3 separate regions of the Mus musculus genome follow, and all the other regions are linked to region 3. The links are chromatin contacts, found by POLR2A ChIA-PET in ENCODE. All regions are on one chromosome and are shown on one strand. The core of a region is the stretch at or near the end of the contact, and the rest is flanking DNA. Distances in the headings are between cores, read along the strand shown.

The links. ChIA-PET counts read pairs that join two places held with the same protein, here RNA polymerase II (POLR2A).
Region 1: POLR2A ChIA-PET joins it to region 3 with 12 read pairs in Patski. The contact joins the promoter of Tgfb1i1 here to the promoter of Fus in region 3. POLR2A ChIA-PET finds 5 or more read pairs at or near these places in 3 of 5 experiments (Patski and embryonic stem cell).
Region 2: POLR2A ChIA-PET joins it to region 3 with 20 read pairs in embryonic stem cell. The contact joins the promoter of Bcl7c here to the promoter of Fus in region 3. POLR2A ChIA-PET finds 5 or more read pairs at or near these places in 4 of 5 experiments (Patski and embryonic stem cell).

What each region holds. Positions count from the first base shown.
Region 1 is chr7:128,244,811-128,249,715 of GRCm38, forward strand. Tgfb1i1 (transforming growth factor beta 1 induced transcript 1) reads left to right here and starts at 2,002. Exons shown (of 11, transcript NM_001289550.1): 1 at 2,002-2,198; 2 at 3,367-3,482; 3 at 3,610-3,662; 4 at 3,768-3,910; 5 at 4,077-4,164; 6 at 4,280-4,385; 7 at 4,490-4,684. The coding sequence starts at 2,186. It overlaps Armc5 (armadillo repeat containing 5), which reads left to right. Exons shown (of 6, transcript NM_146205.2): 6 at 1-290. The coding sequence ends at 7.
Region 2 is chr7:127,706,318-127,710,641 of GRCm38, forward strand. Bcl7c (B cell CLL/lymphoma 7C) reads right to left here and starts at 2,449. Exons shown (of 6, transcript NM_009746.2): 1 at 2,119-2,449; 2 at 1,563-1,641; 3 at 1,116-1,224; 4 at 859-1,020. The coding sequence starts at 2,210. It overlaps Mir762 (microRNA 762), which reads left to right and starts at 2,170; the gene lies at 2,170-2,245.
Region 3 is chr7:127,964,640-127,968,970 of GRCm38, forward strand. It overlaps Fus (fused in sarcoma), which reads left to right and starts at 2,840. Exons shown (of 15, transcript NM_139149.2): 1 at 2,840-2,938. The coding sequence starts at 2,926.

The sequences.
Region 1 (4,905 bases), core at 752-3,251, 280 kb after region 3:
GTCATAGTGCATATGCCCTAGGCTAAACTATTGGCATCCCTGGGAGAGGACCCAAGGGATGAGTTGGCTGTAAAGGAGGCTTCTCTCAGCCTGAGAGAAGACTGCAGAAGGCGCTATCCTCAGGGACGGAAGAGAAAATGGAACTGGATCCCAGGATGAAGATCTAACGATCCATAACTCAAAAGCCAATACCAGAGTCTGTGCAGGAGTCCAAGGGACAGCTCAGGCCCAGGGTCTGGCCTGACTCAGCACTATGGTATTGAAATTAAACACCTGAGATTTGAACACTGCTGCTGTGTGGGGTCGTCTGTGTGCTTTCCCCTGGGGGGGTACCCCACCCACTTACCTGCTGAGAGCTCCTCGATTTGACTCAGGCCATCTGGGTTTCAGGGTTCAAAAAAGCATCTCCTGAGGGCTACTACAGACCTGGGGTATGGTGGGTTTTCTCTAGGATGGAGTTTTGAGCCCCAGTGGAGGCCTGCTTTCTGTTTATAAGTCCTCATTGCTTAGACACAGCCACCCATCTAAATACATAACCTGGCCAGGGTTAAGAGGTTTGGGCTGGGTACTTGTGTGGAGCATGGCAGAACACTTCTGTCTTCTGACTGTCCTTTACCTGTCAGGCTGTGTCTGTTCCGAGCTCTTGAGCCAGTTTTTTCAAAAACCATTTATTAGTGTAGTAGGTATGTGCAGGCCGTGCTCCCTATGTGGAAGTCGGGACAACTTGAAGGGAACCATTCTCGGCTTCCATCATCTGGCCCTAGGGACCAAATTCAGGGCATCTGGCTTGGCAGAAAATACTTTACCTGCTGAGCCATCTTATCGGTCCAAGCCAGTTAAATGTCAACTGCTTAGTGGGAAACCTGCTATGTTCGTATGGTTTCTGAGGCCCATTCTTAGTCACTTTCAGAGAAAGCCCCTCTGCTGGCACACGGGTGAAGGAAGGGTTCCCTTGCCTGGGCTCTCAAGAGCCCTAGACTAAGCCTGCCAGGGCCTGGGCATTTCAGAAAGGTGAGGTAAGATGGTTCTTGCTGACCCTGAGCCTCTGGGGTTTCAAATCTCTGCCTAGGTTATGCATTAGGGTGTGCTGTGGTGGCACACACCTTTAATCCCAGCATGGAGGAGGCAGACCCAAGAGTACCTCTTTGGAGTTCTAGGACAGTTCCATAGTGAGATCCTAACTTTTGAAAAAAATGTACTTAGGCCTGGTCCCTTTCTGGTTGATTTAGGCTGGCATGGAGGGCTATGCTGGGCTTCAGTATTTTTACCAAATTTCCCAGGTTCTGACTTGCTCCAGAGTTGGGGCCCCACATTCTATGGCTTAGATCTGTCCTCCAGGATGCCTGCAAGACAGCAGCCATCTGTCCATACCCATCTCCAGGTGTTTCCAACTTGACTTCTTTAGGGGTCAGTTCACAGACAGCTTCATATCACTCTGTGGCTGGTCAGTGGCGTTTTCTTCTCTTTCACCAGTACCTTAGGAAAGGGTTATTTTGGAACGGGCTCTGGTCACCTCCTCCGTGTTAGGAATGGGTTTGTTATCCTGGGAGTTTACATGGGGTTAAGGTCTGAGGTTTGCTTTCCCTGTTCTGTGTATCTATTCCCAGGTCTGTCTTTCAGGGAAAGTCCTGCCTTAGAGTCTGGATCTCTGTTCTCTGTGAGACATTTCTTATTATGTATGCCTCCTGCCGTTAGGCTGGCAGTCAAAACCTGTAGTCTGCCAGATCCTTAGAATGTCACTCCTGCCTCTAACCAAATTCCGCAAGTCTTTTTAAAATGCCCAGGGTGCGAGCGGGGCCCTACTTTGAACTCTGCTGGCTTTGGGAGGTGCGGGCTTGGGGCCCTCCGTTTATGAGACTCCTTAGGCAGGAGCTATGGAAGAACCACTCTGACTTGGTTTCAGCTTTAGGGACTCGCTGCCGCTGAGGCAAAGGCTGGGGTGTGGCCTCCTCTAAACAGAGCCACAAAGCTGGATTGGGTGGGCCCTAGTGCTGTCTTTCTTCATGTCTCCATGCTCCCCCTTCATCGCTCCCCCCCCCCCCACTGTATCCCAGCGGGTCCCGGCTTCCATACATGGTCACGGCCCTGCTTCTAACTCCCTGACGTCCCCCCCCTCCCCGTCCTCCGCCCCCACCGGACACGGCCCCCGCCCTACTCTCCCCAAGCTGTCCGCCAGCGCACCGCCATGGAGGACCTGGGTGAGTGAGGAGATCCCCCTAGCCTCTCATCCTTCCCCGCATCTATCCCCTTCCCAACTCACACTTCTTCCCCATCTCAGCTTTCTCTCTCCATTTTCTCGCCTCAGCCTGCCTGTGCCTCCCTCCCAAATCCACATACCCTTTCCTGCCTCTCCCTTTCCTGCCTCGCTTGCGACAAGCCGCTCCCTCCGTTCTTCCCTGGCTCTCTCTGCTCACTCAATCCTGCTTGTGCAATGGACAAAGTGTTGAGGCACCCACGGGGGCCTGGATTCAGAGACTCTGGGTAGGAAGGGGTTAAGAGATCACTGAGTCCCGGGACTGGGAAAATAGACTAGAGAGGAGAGTGTGACCTGGAGTTTCGGAGATGAAAAGGACCTATATCAGGGTTTCAAGAAGAGTTGAGTGCTCCCAGGTAGAGCAGAGGTCAAGAAAGTCCTCAGGGCAAGAAAGAGAATAATAGAGAATGCCAGGGTTATAGAAAGAAGTCTAAGGCTTCTACCGTAGAGGCTCGGAGAAGAGTAAAGGGACGGGGCGTAGATAAAGCGCCCCAGGCATCTCGTCCCCTCTATTCGCCTAGGCTGAGACTAGAAGACTCTGCTCTTCGTGGCAGAATTTCTAGATCCAGCAGCAGAGGGCGCTCGTCAATAATAGTACATGGATAAGACGTACACCAAAAAGCCGCTCCCTGCCAGGGCCACTTAAAGGACAGGGCTAGACTTCAGTGTGGCCAAGTGGACCAAGCTGGGGAGAAGTAGTAAGTATGTCACAGCAAACATCTAATCAGGAAGTTGGGTGTCAAACATACAGCCGATTGAACAATTTGGGTACAGTAAGAGACAATCTGGGCTGCACCAGAAAAGATGGAGAGAATAAAAGATCATTAGTTGGTTTGTACTTGGCTCCCAGGGTAAGTCAAGGGAGAGGTCTGATCATAAATACCCCGCCACCCCATCCCTCCCCCTCCGCCCCTCCATCCCCACTCCCCCCGCGCTACTATTCTACTTTTTTGCCTTGGTCTGACCCTGTGAGTATGGTTTTGGCCGCTGCCTTTAACACCGGCTTTCTACCTTTTAAAACACGGACACTTGAAATCCTTTATACTCTAACCTCTTAAGACCTTGACATCCCCTCCTTCCCAAACTCTCACCCTGAGGGCCTCTCACCACAGATGCCCTGCTCTCTGACCTGGAGACCACCACTTCACACATGTCACGGTTAGGGGCTCCAAAAGAGCGCCCACCAGAGACACTCACACCTCCCCCACCCTATGGCCACCAGCCACAGGTGAGATGAGATTTTGGGTTCTGGGGGTAGCCATTAGGGCCTGGGTTGGTCTGGGCTAGGGGACATCAGAGTCTGAGTGAGGCAAGGAACATGACTGTCCTTCCACAAATACCTCTACTCTCTATAGACAGGGTCTGGAGAATCTTCAGGAACCACTGGGGACAAGGATCATCTATACAGGTGAGGGGCCTGGGAACTGGGCTAGGAAGATGGGGAAGCCAGTTTCAGTTCAGAGGAGGGGACTCGGATTCCCTACCCTAAACCCAGGTTCCCTCCTGCCCTTAGCACAGTATGCAAGCCTCGGTCCCCAAAGCCTGTGGCCCCTGTGGCTCCTCCATTCTCCTCTTCCAGTGGTGTGTTGGGCAATGGCCTCTGTGAGCTAGACCGTTTGCTTCAGGAACTTAATGCCACCCAGTTCAACATTACAGGTACCAGGGTTACCGAGACAGTCTTGGATGGCTTGGGGACAGGGCAAAGAAGGGCAGAGTCTAAGGGACTCAAACTGTCCGAGGAGCCATTAAAGGACGGGAAGCCTTCACTGGGAGGGTGGACTGATATGGGCTCCTTGCCAGTGTTGTTCTCTCATCTCTCCAGATGAAATCATGTCTCAGTTCCCATCTAGTAAAATGGCTGAAGGGGAAGAGAAGGAGGACCAATCTGAAGACAAGAGCTCACCCACTGTGTGAGTTTGGTAGAGTGGGCAGGGCTGGGAAGCGGATGATGGGTCCTGCATGCCTGACTTACCAGAGGGGTGTTAGGCTGGCAGGTTCTGAGGTGATTCACGGTGTCCTCCACAGCCCTCCCAGCCCATTCCCTGCCCCCTCAAAGCCTTCAGCCACCTCCGCCACTCAGGAACTGGATAGACTGATGGCCTCGCTCTCTGACTTCCGTGTTCAGAACCATGTGAGTCTGCAAGGATTTTGGTCCGTGTCACTTTGTGGCTCACCAATCCAGTCGTGATGCTTCCAGTCTGTGGCTTTGTTGACTCAGTGTCCTCTTTACTGCAGCTTCCAGCCTCAGGGCCACCTCAGCCTCCAGCAGCGAGCCCCACCCGTGAAGGATGCCCATCTCCACCAGGACAGACTAGCAAAGGCAGTCTGGACACCATGCTGGGCCTGCTGCAGTCTGACCTCAGCCGTCGTGGTGTCCCCACACAGGCCAAAGGCCTCTGTGGCTCCTGCAATAAACCTATAGCTGGGCAAGTAAGTTCAGTACCTTGAGCAGTGGCATATACTCACATATCCACCTTTAAGAATCAGACTGGCGTGGTGGTGCACACCATTAACCCCAGCACTCAGGAGGCAGAGGCAGGCGGATTTCTGAGTTCGAGGCCAGCCTGGTCTACAAAGTGAGTTCCAGGGACAGCCAGGGCTATACAGAGAAACCCTGTCTCGAAAAAACCAAAAACAAACAAACAAAAAAA
Region 2 (4,324 bases), core at 1,199-3,698, 260 kb before region 3:
CATGTCATGGTGTTCTTGACAGGGGAACAATTTTGGCGGCAACAGTTTGTCAAGGCCTCAGTGTGAAGTGAAGGAACCAGAGGCTGCGGGGAGCCGAAGAAGGATGTGAGGCAGGAAAATAGCCGTCTCGAACGTGTGCTTTAGGAGAGCTGCTCTGCAGCCACCGGGGACAGGCGTGGAGGCCAGAGCAGGTACAAGGGAGAAACGAGAAGGCAGAGCCAAAGGCACAGGAGTCAGGCACGCCTGGGAAGTGGTACTGACCAGACAAGGGGTGGACTATTTGAAGACAGAGGAGCTGAAGAAGGCTCAGGCCCAAGGTGTTGCTCACTGGCTCTTAAGTCTGGGCATCTTTCTCTGGATGTTGGTCTCCTCGTGTACAGAGAGGACTCATGATAGAATCATTGGTCCCAAAAGATGACAGTGAAGATTAAATGCGAAAACAAACAACAGAACTTCGGAGTGCTCAGAGGAACGACTCACAGACAAGCGGTTCTGTTAGCTGTTAATCTACTGCTATTAATCCCTATGATTATTGGAATTATTTATTCCCTGAACATCTATTACGCATCCCACATGATCAAGATCGGTATGGCTGACAGGAGATGATAACAGAAAAAGACAATAAGCAAGCAAAGAAATAAATCTGCAAAAAAAAAAAAAAAAAGTCAGCTGGTGATATGCTCCCTACAGATCTAAGAAGCCGGAGGATTGAGGCACAGCTGGAGGTGATCTCTGCCAGGGTCAGGGAAGATTCCCTGAGGGAGGCGGGACCGGGTGAGAGGACATAATATAAGAAACAAGGACAGGATGGTGGGTTCAACTTTGATGAGAGGGCTCCTGAGAGCCACAGGGCCCTACCTCTCTCCTGACCCAATTGTGGGGGCTGAGTATCTTCAGTAATCACTTCTGGGGGTCCAGTTGGTGATCCAGGGCGGCTGGGCTGGGGCGTCCCCCCAGGGCTGGGCTCAGCACCCTTTTGCAATGAACCTTCAGAATGGAAACTCTGGTTGCTGTTCTCATCTGATGAAGCAAAAGCCGCGCGTTAATTAGCCAGAGATCCCCAGGGGATTCCTTCAGTCCCCCCCACCCAACTCCATTCCAGAATCTCTACATACCATTGAGATCCAGTAGGATGAGGGGGCCTCCCCCTCTGGGACTGGTGCCCCTACCACGTCTCTCCCGGCCACGGGATCTCTCTGCCCCGCCTCCTGCCCGCCGCCTCTCCTGGGGGTTAGAGAGGTAAGATCAGAGCTAGTTGTCTAGGGAGCTCTTACAAAGCCCTTCAATACGAATAAGGAAACCTAGGCTCAGAGAAGCGAAAGGTGCTGCATCAGGTTGTGTAGATTGAGTTAGGCCTTGAACTTGGAGAAAGTGTGTGTGTGTGTGTGTGTGTGTGTGTGTGTGTGTGTGTAAGTGCGCTCGCGCCCCCTAATAATCGTTACCATCTGCCTGGGCTCCACACTGGAGTCTCCAAGCCGACTGAAGGTGGAGGCCAAGGCTGGGAGGGAAATTGCTTGAGGCTGCACAGATGCAAGGCCTGTTGGGGGTTGGGGCTTGCTCACCTCCTCCTGGGGATCCACCACAGGCACCCACTTGAAGATTCGAAGGGAAGTGTCTCCCACAGTCACCCAGCGCTTCTCCCTGTGGGAGGTCAGGAGACTGGATCAGGGAGGCCCAAGGATGAGCCCCACAGACTGGAGGTCAGGGAGGTGTGCTAGGGTAGGGACAGCTTCGCTAACACTGGCACAGAAGCAGAAAGAGCCCTCAAACCCCAGGGCAAAGCAGAAACGGATATAACTTGGAGCTGCGGTTTTGCAGACACCTGGGGCACTCAGCAGGGCGCCACCAAGGCCTGGCCAGGGACTCTGGCAATGAAGACCCGGGGCCAAGCTTGCTAGAGTGTCAAAAGCTTCAGGGGGCGGGGCATAGATGAGGGCTCCCGCTCAGGGAAAGCACCACTCCGGACCACGCTTTGTAGACCTCTGGGAATTGCCGGGGAAAGGGGGCGCCCTGTCGATTCAGAGCACAGCTGGTGGGCGGGGGCAGCGGGCCAGGAAAGGGCGGACGCGTTTGGAGGAGGTGGCTTGGCTGTATCCCTGGCCCGGGGGCAGCGCTCACCATCTCCGGACCTTCTCGATGGTCGCCATCACCTTCTTGATGTCATCTTTGGCCCGGCTCCGGGTCTCGGCCCGCACGGTCCGGCCGGCCATGCTGGCGGGGCTGGGGCCGGGACAGAGCCCGTGGCGGGGCGGCCTGTGGTCCGGCGATCTCAGGCTGAGCGCCAGGCCCCAGCGCCGCTCTTTCGGCCTGCCGTCCCTCCGGGAGTTGGCCGCGCCCTCCCTCGCTCCCCAACGCCTCCGCGCGTCCCCGCCTGGCTTCCTAAGACCGCGCCCCGCCCCGGCCCGTCCCCGGAGCGGCCCGGGCGGCGCGGGCTGCTAGAGCCCCGGCCTGGAAGCCCGGCCAGCCCCGCCCCGGCCCGGGCCCGCCCCTCGGGGCGCACGGACGCACAGCGCCCTCTGCCAGCCACGGAGAGGGAGAGCTGGGGGGCAGCTGTGCGGCTGGACGCGCGCGGCCCGAGCGAGGCGGTGCGTTCCGGCCACGTGGGCTCAGGGGTGCGCGAGAGGGACTGTCCTGGTGTGCGTCCGCGGCGGGTGGGCGTCCCTGAAATGCTCTGTGCGCGCGTCTGCCCTCTCCAGGCTGTTTGATTCTACGCTGCCCAACTTAATTTGTTCATTCATTCATTGAACAGTCCCATGAACAGTGCCAAGTACGCGCCAGACGCTGCGAGTGGAGAGCGGGCCTCCTCAGCCAGAATGGCGGGAATGAGAAAGACCATGTAGATGGGGTAGCAGAGCAACTTGGCATTCCTTGAATCAGGTTGTGTAATTGGTAGAGATACTTTGGAAAACTGATAGTCTTCCAGTGAAAAACTTATACCAACCCCGTTTTCCAACACTTTCCACTCCCAAGCTATCAACACTCAACAGAAGAAATGTGTGCTTGCCTAGTTTTTTGTCAGCCTGACATAAACTAGGTCAGCTGGGATGAGGGAACCTTGGTGGAGAAAGGGCCTCAATCAAGATGCCCTATGGGTAAGTCTGTGGGGCCATTTTCTTGATGGTAGTTGATGTGGCAGAGCCCACACCACTGAGGGCAGTGCCACCTCTGAACACTCTAAGAAAGCAGGCTGGACAAGCTTTGGGGAGTAAGTCAGCAAGCAGTATTCCTCCAAGGTCTCTGTTTCAGTCCCTGCCTCCAGGTTCCTGCTTTAAGTTCCTTCCCTGACTTCATAACGGACTATCACTGCAAGCTGAACTACATTCTTCCCTCCACGAGGTGCTTTTGGTCATGGTGTTTATTACATCACTAGAAACCTCACTAGGACAAAATGTGGTGTCTGTATGAACACCAAGATATGAATACTGGAAAGTTTGGGACTCTTTTCACAGTAGCAACAACCTGGAAACAACACAAAGAATGGAATGGAAGGGGCTGGCGAGATGGCTTAGTGGGTAAGAGCACTGACTGCTCTTCCAAAGGTCCTGAGTTCAAATCCCAGCAACCACATGGTGGCTCACAATCACCCATAATGAGATCTGACGGCCTCTTTTGTTGTGTCTGAAGACAGCTATAACAATAAATCTTTATAAAAAAAAAAAAAGAATGGAATGGAAAAGCAATTACAACCTATTTCTACCATGGACACGGACAGAACAGCCAGAATCACCAGAGTCCAGCTATGTGCAACAGTGAAGAGAGATCTTGGATGAAAGAAGTCAGATGTGACAGCATGCATTAGAATAATAATTAGAATAATTAGAATTATATACATACATACCTACATATAATTCTATATATAACAGAAAACAAATACATTTTGGGGGGGGGGTCTGGACAGTGATCACTATTGGGACTACCAAGCAAAAGAAGGGGTTTCTGGGACCCGCTTGTCACACTGGTCTTAAGTCTGTCAAGATGTACATTTAATACTTGTGTAATATTTCTTGTGTCTATTATAGTTCAGCTAAAGGTTTACTTAAAATGGATGCTGTCAAGATGTCTCAGTGAATAAGGCATTTGCCACAAAGCCTGATGACCCAAGCTCAAAAATTGGGAGCCCATGTGATAGAAGAGGGAACCCACTCCTGACAGCTCTCAGACCTCCACACCTCTTACACATCATACACAGGCAAAATAAATGAGAGACGTTTTGGTTTTTCCTTTAAAAGAAAAAAGGCCAGATGTGGTGGCTCACACTTTAATCCCAGCACCCAGGAGGCAGAGGCAGACAGATCTCTACATGTTTGAGGTCAGCCTGGTCCAA
Region 3 (4,331 bases), core at 1,590-4,089:
CCTGGTCTACAAAGTGAGTTCCAGGACAGCCAGGGCTATACAGAGAAACCCTGTCTCGAAAAACCAAACCAACCAAACAAACAAACAAAAAAATCAACAACAACAACAACAACAACAACAACAACAACAAAATCCTAAACCATTAAAAAATAGATTGATATGTGTGTGGTGTGTGTGCCATATGTGTACAAGTGCCTTCAGGGTCCAATTTTCCAATTTTTTACCTGTAGCTGAAGTTACAGGTAGTTGTGAGTTGCATAAAGTATGTGCTGGGAATTGAAGCCAGGTCCTTTACACACTGAATAGGTGCACCATCTCTCCCGTCCTGCCTTGAACTCACAGAGATCTGCCTGCCTCTGCTAGGATTAAGGCCTGTGCCACCATCACTTTGCTATAATTTTTTTTTTTTTTTTTGGAGACAGGGTTTCTCTGTATAGCCCTGGCTGTCCCGGAACTCACTCTGTAGACCAGGCTGGCCTCAAACTCAGAAATCTGCCTGCTTCTGCCTTCTAAGTGCTGGGATTAAAGGTGTGTGCCACCACTGGCCGGCAATTTTTTTTTTTTTTAAAGAATACTTATTTATACTTATTTTGGTCAGGCCCAGTTAAAGGCAATTTACAAGCCAGGTTGTGGTGGTACACAACTTTAATTTTAGTACTTGGGAGGCAGAGGCAGGAGAAGCTCTGAGTTCAATGTCAGCTTGTTCTAACAGAGCGAGTTCCAGGATAGCCAGGGCTACACTGAGAAACTCTGTCTCCCCCCGTCCCCCAAAAGGTGGTTTACAAATGAAAAAAATCACATAATACAATCTACAGTATGCTCTCTTTCTCATATTTGTTTTTTTTCCAAGGATCTTACACTAACCTAGGCTGGGTAGAACTCACTTTAAGGTCTAAATTGGGCTTGAACTCATGGCAGGCTTCCTACTTCAGCCTCCTACTGAGCCATCACATCTGACTTATTCTTGTTTTGATTGACATGAGATTGGACTGTCCAATACTGACTGCAGGGCCTTCACATGGCAGAGTAAAATCCAATCCCTGGGCCTTCACATGGCAGAGTAAAATCCAATCCCTATTTTTTCCTTGCATCCAGGAGGAAGGCAATCTTCAGACAAGCTGCAGTCTAGAGGCTGCCTCCCTGCCTGTCCCCTGCCTGCTTCTCACCATCTCTCCACACTGTTCCGTGGGCGGGCCAGAGAGGGTTCCTAAGAGGAGGACAATGTCTATCTTTTCTCCAATGCCCCCTCTCAGGATACAGCTAACGTGGCTTCACAGAGCAGGTTCTCAGTCAAGCTTGGTCATTTTTGTTCTTCTTTTTTTTTTTAAATATCTTTTTAAAAAAAGATTTATTTATTTATTATGTAAGTACACCGTAGCTGTCTTCAGACACTCCAGAAGAGGGTGACCCCTCTCCTCTTCTGGATCTCGTTATGGATGGTTGTGAGCCACCATGTGGTTGCTGGGATTTGAACTCAGGACCTTCGGAAGAGCAGTCAGTGCTCTTAATCGCTGAGCCCTCTCTCCAACCCGTCATTTTTGTTCTTATCCACTTGGTAAACTCCCAGTAGAAATGTCATTCCCTCAGACCCATCCTAACCTACTCATTGCAAAATGAATTACCTGATCTCTGTGATCCCAGAGTCCCTGGTATTGGAATTACAGTTGGTTGTTTGCCCACATTCGGGTACTAGGAATTGAACCTGTGGTTTCTCTAGAGCAGCTGTCTCTCCAACCCCCTTGAATTTCGTTTTGTCCTTGAACTGACAAAAAGTGTTCATGCCTTTAAATGCTTTCAATCATTTCCTGTAACCAAGAAGCATTTTGTAGTTCCCCAGGCTTAGACTTTAAAGATCAGAAGGTCTGACCCTGAACTGCCTCGTACCTCATTCACATTCTTAGTCTAGCCGCTCACTGCTCTCATAAGATCCATCTCCCCTCCACCTCTGCCTAGCTCCGGGACTGGAGAGGTAGGCAGGGTCATGCACAGGCTAAACGATCGCTCTATCATTAAGCTACATTCCTCAGATTTCTTTACAAGATGATGATGGGGGAAAACCAGGACGACTGTAATTCCAGGATGCACAGGGCTAAGGCAAATAGGATCAAGGATTCGAGATCAACTGAGCGGTACTGAGAGGCCAAATTAAAAAAAAAAAGGGGGGGGGTAATTGTGGGTTTGAAGCCTCTTAAGTTGTATACATATGTGTTATTGTTGAACCAGCCTTAGGGCCATAGGGTCCAGACTAAAGCTCATCTTCTTCCAGGTTAAACGTCACAATCTATAAACCTTGTTAAGGTCTAAAGAACAGCAAGCCGAGGCATTCCTAAGTGAAAAACGAGACTGATCAGTGTGCTGTCTGTCAGGAGAGAATGTGGAGGACCAGAGCGACACTGCGTTCGACTCAGTTGCTAGGCCAGGGCAAGCGAAAGTATGCTGCATCTTCCCCAGTGAAAGTGGGGCCCAGCCGCTGGGCCGGTCGGAAGGATTTCGGTTCCCACACCCGGAGACTCCAGGCCTTGACTACACAGTTCCGCTCTCGGGCGCAGGGCCCTGGCACCGCCCCTAGCGGGAGGCCGGGTCGTACCATTCTGCCTCTAGTGGGGTAGAGGTGTGTCGAAGGCGAGCCCCGGGCGACGGACGAGAGCCACCGGCCGCAAGGAGAAAGCGCGTGCGAGTGTTTGGGAATAAAGCGAGTTCGTTTTCCCTCTTGTCTTCCTGAGCTCTCCGTATCCCCGGGGAAGGGTGGGGACCTGGGCGTGCCTCCCCCTCGCGCTTCTCCACTTGGTACGTCCCGGTGGCGCGTAGGCGGCAGGCGTACTTAAGGCGGGCGCGGGAGGCGGGGCCGCTCAGTCCTCGCGGCATCGCTTCGCGGTCGTCTGGAACTTTGTTGCTTGGCGGCCTGCGCTGCGCGCGTGCGCGGACATGGCTTCAAACGGTATGTGGGAGCGCGAGGCGGCGACGGCGCGTCCCTGCGAGGCCTCGTTCCCTCGCAGCAAGGCTTTTGGCTTTCGGCTGGGCCTGCGGTGGCGGGCGAGTGGGCTCCCCCACCTCTGGCGGGAAGCAGCGGGTGGAGGGAAGGGGAGGGCGGTGTCGCCATTTTGTTTGGCTCCCCTGGCGCCTTTGGCGCGGAGACCGTGGGTTTTCTCTCCTGGCCCGGTCACTTGAGTCGAGTGTTGAGAGAGACGCTGCCTGGCGACGTGGGGTGACCGGGGTGAGGGAGCTCTGGGTCTCCGCAGCTTCGCCCCACCCCCTCCCCTCCCTCCGTTCCCGGCCTCGCTTTGTCGCAGTGCTGCATCCGGGCACTTGGTGCGCGCACGCGCTCCTCTGGCCCCTCCCCCTTCTCGCCGCGGCCCCCCTCCCCCCCGCCAGGAGTTGGTCCGTTTTTTTTACTTTTTTCTTTTTTTCTTTCTTCTTCTTTCTTTCTTTCTTTCTTCTTCTTTTTTTTTTTTTTTTTTTTTTTTTTGTCGCGAGACCCTCGGCGGAAGACTTGTGGTCCGGTGCTGGCCTCGCCCTGCTCGCTGGGTCCCTTGGGAAGGGGCGGGGCCACCTCTTCCCGCCTCCGTGGCCGCGCAGCGGGAGCGGAAGCTCCTGGCTGGCCTGCGTGTCCGTGGGATTGGGAGGACCGCCAGGGGATGACCAACGGAGTCAGGGACCCCGGCCTGAGTTTCCCACTTCAGAGTTGAGTTTTCCTAAGGCCGGAAGGAAATCAGAGGAGTCGCTCTCCGAGGCCACACCCTCTCGCTGTCAGTTTTGTCCCAGTGCGGGGGTAGAGCTTGGGTTTCCTGCAGGGAGCTGCTGAGCTACAGCTTCCCAGATTGTTGAAAGTGCTGTCTGCTTTGGGTGCGCATGGTAGGCGGGAGCTCAGTTATTTGGAGCCACACGTCGGGAACCTTGGGAGCACCATGCCATTTGGGGGTTGGAGAGTCCCATTCTTCTAGCTGCTTCCTTGGGCTTGAACTCAACTGTGTAATAGCGCTGACTGTCAAAGTTAATCTTGACATCCGGTGATACCACCTTTCCTGTATACAGAGCTGCTGTGAAGATATAAAATGTGGTGACGTGTGTTGCAGGCCTTGGAAAGACCTGCAACAAGTCAAAAGGATTTTTAAACTTAAGGGATGATCTGTATTTTGAGTTTTTTTTTTTTTTTTTTTTTTTTTTTAAAGATTGAGCCAGGTTTGGTGGCACACACCTTTAGTTTCAGGACTAAGAGGTAGAAGTAGGCAGATCTATGTGAGTTCGAGGTGGTCTACATATTGAATTCTGGGATAGATACATAATCGAGACTTCTGTCTCAAAAAAGAAAAAAGGCAAAAAGGACATGATGT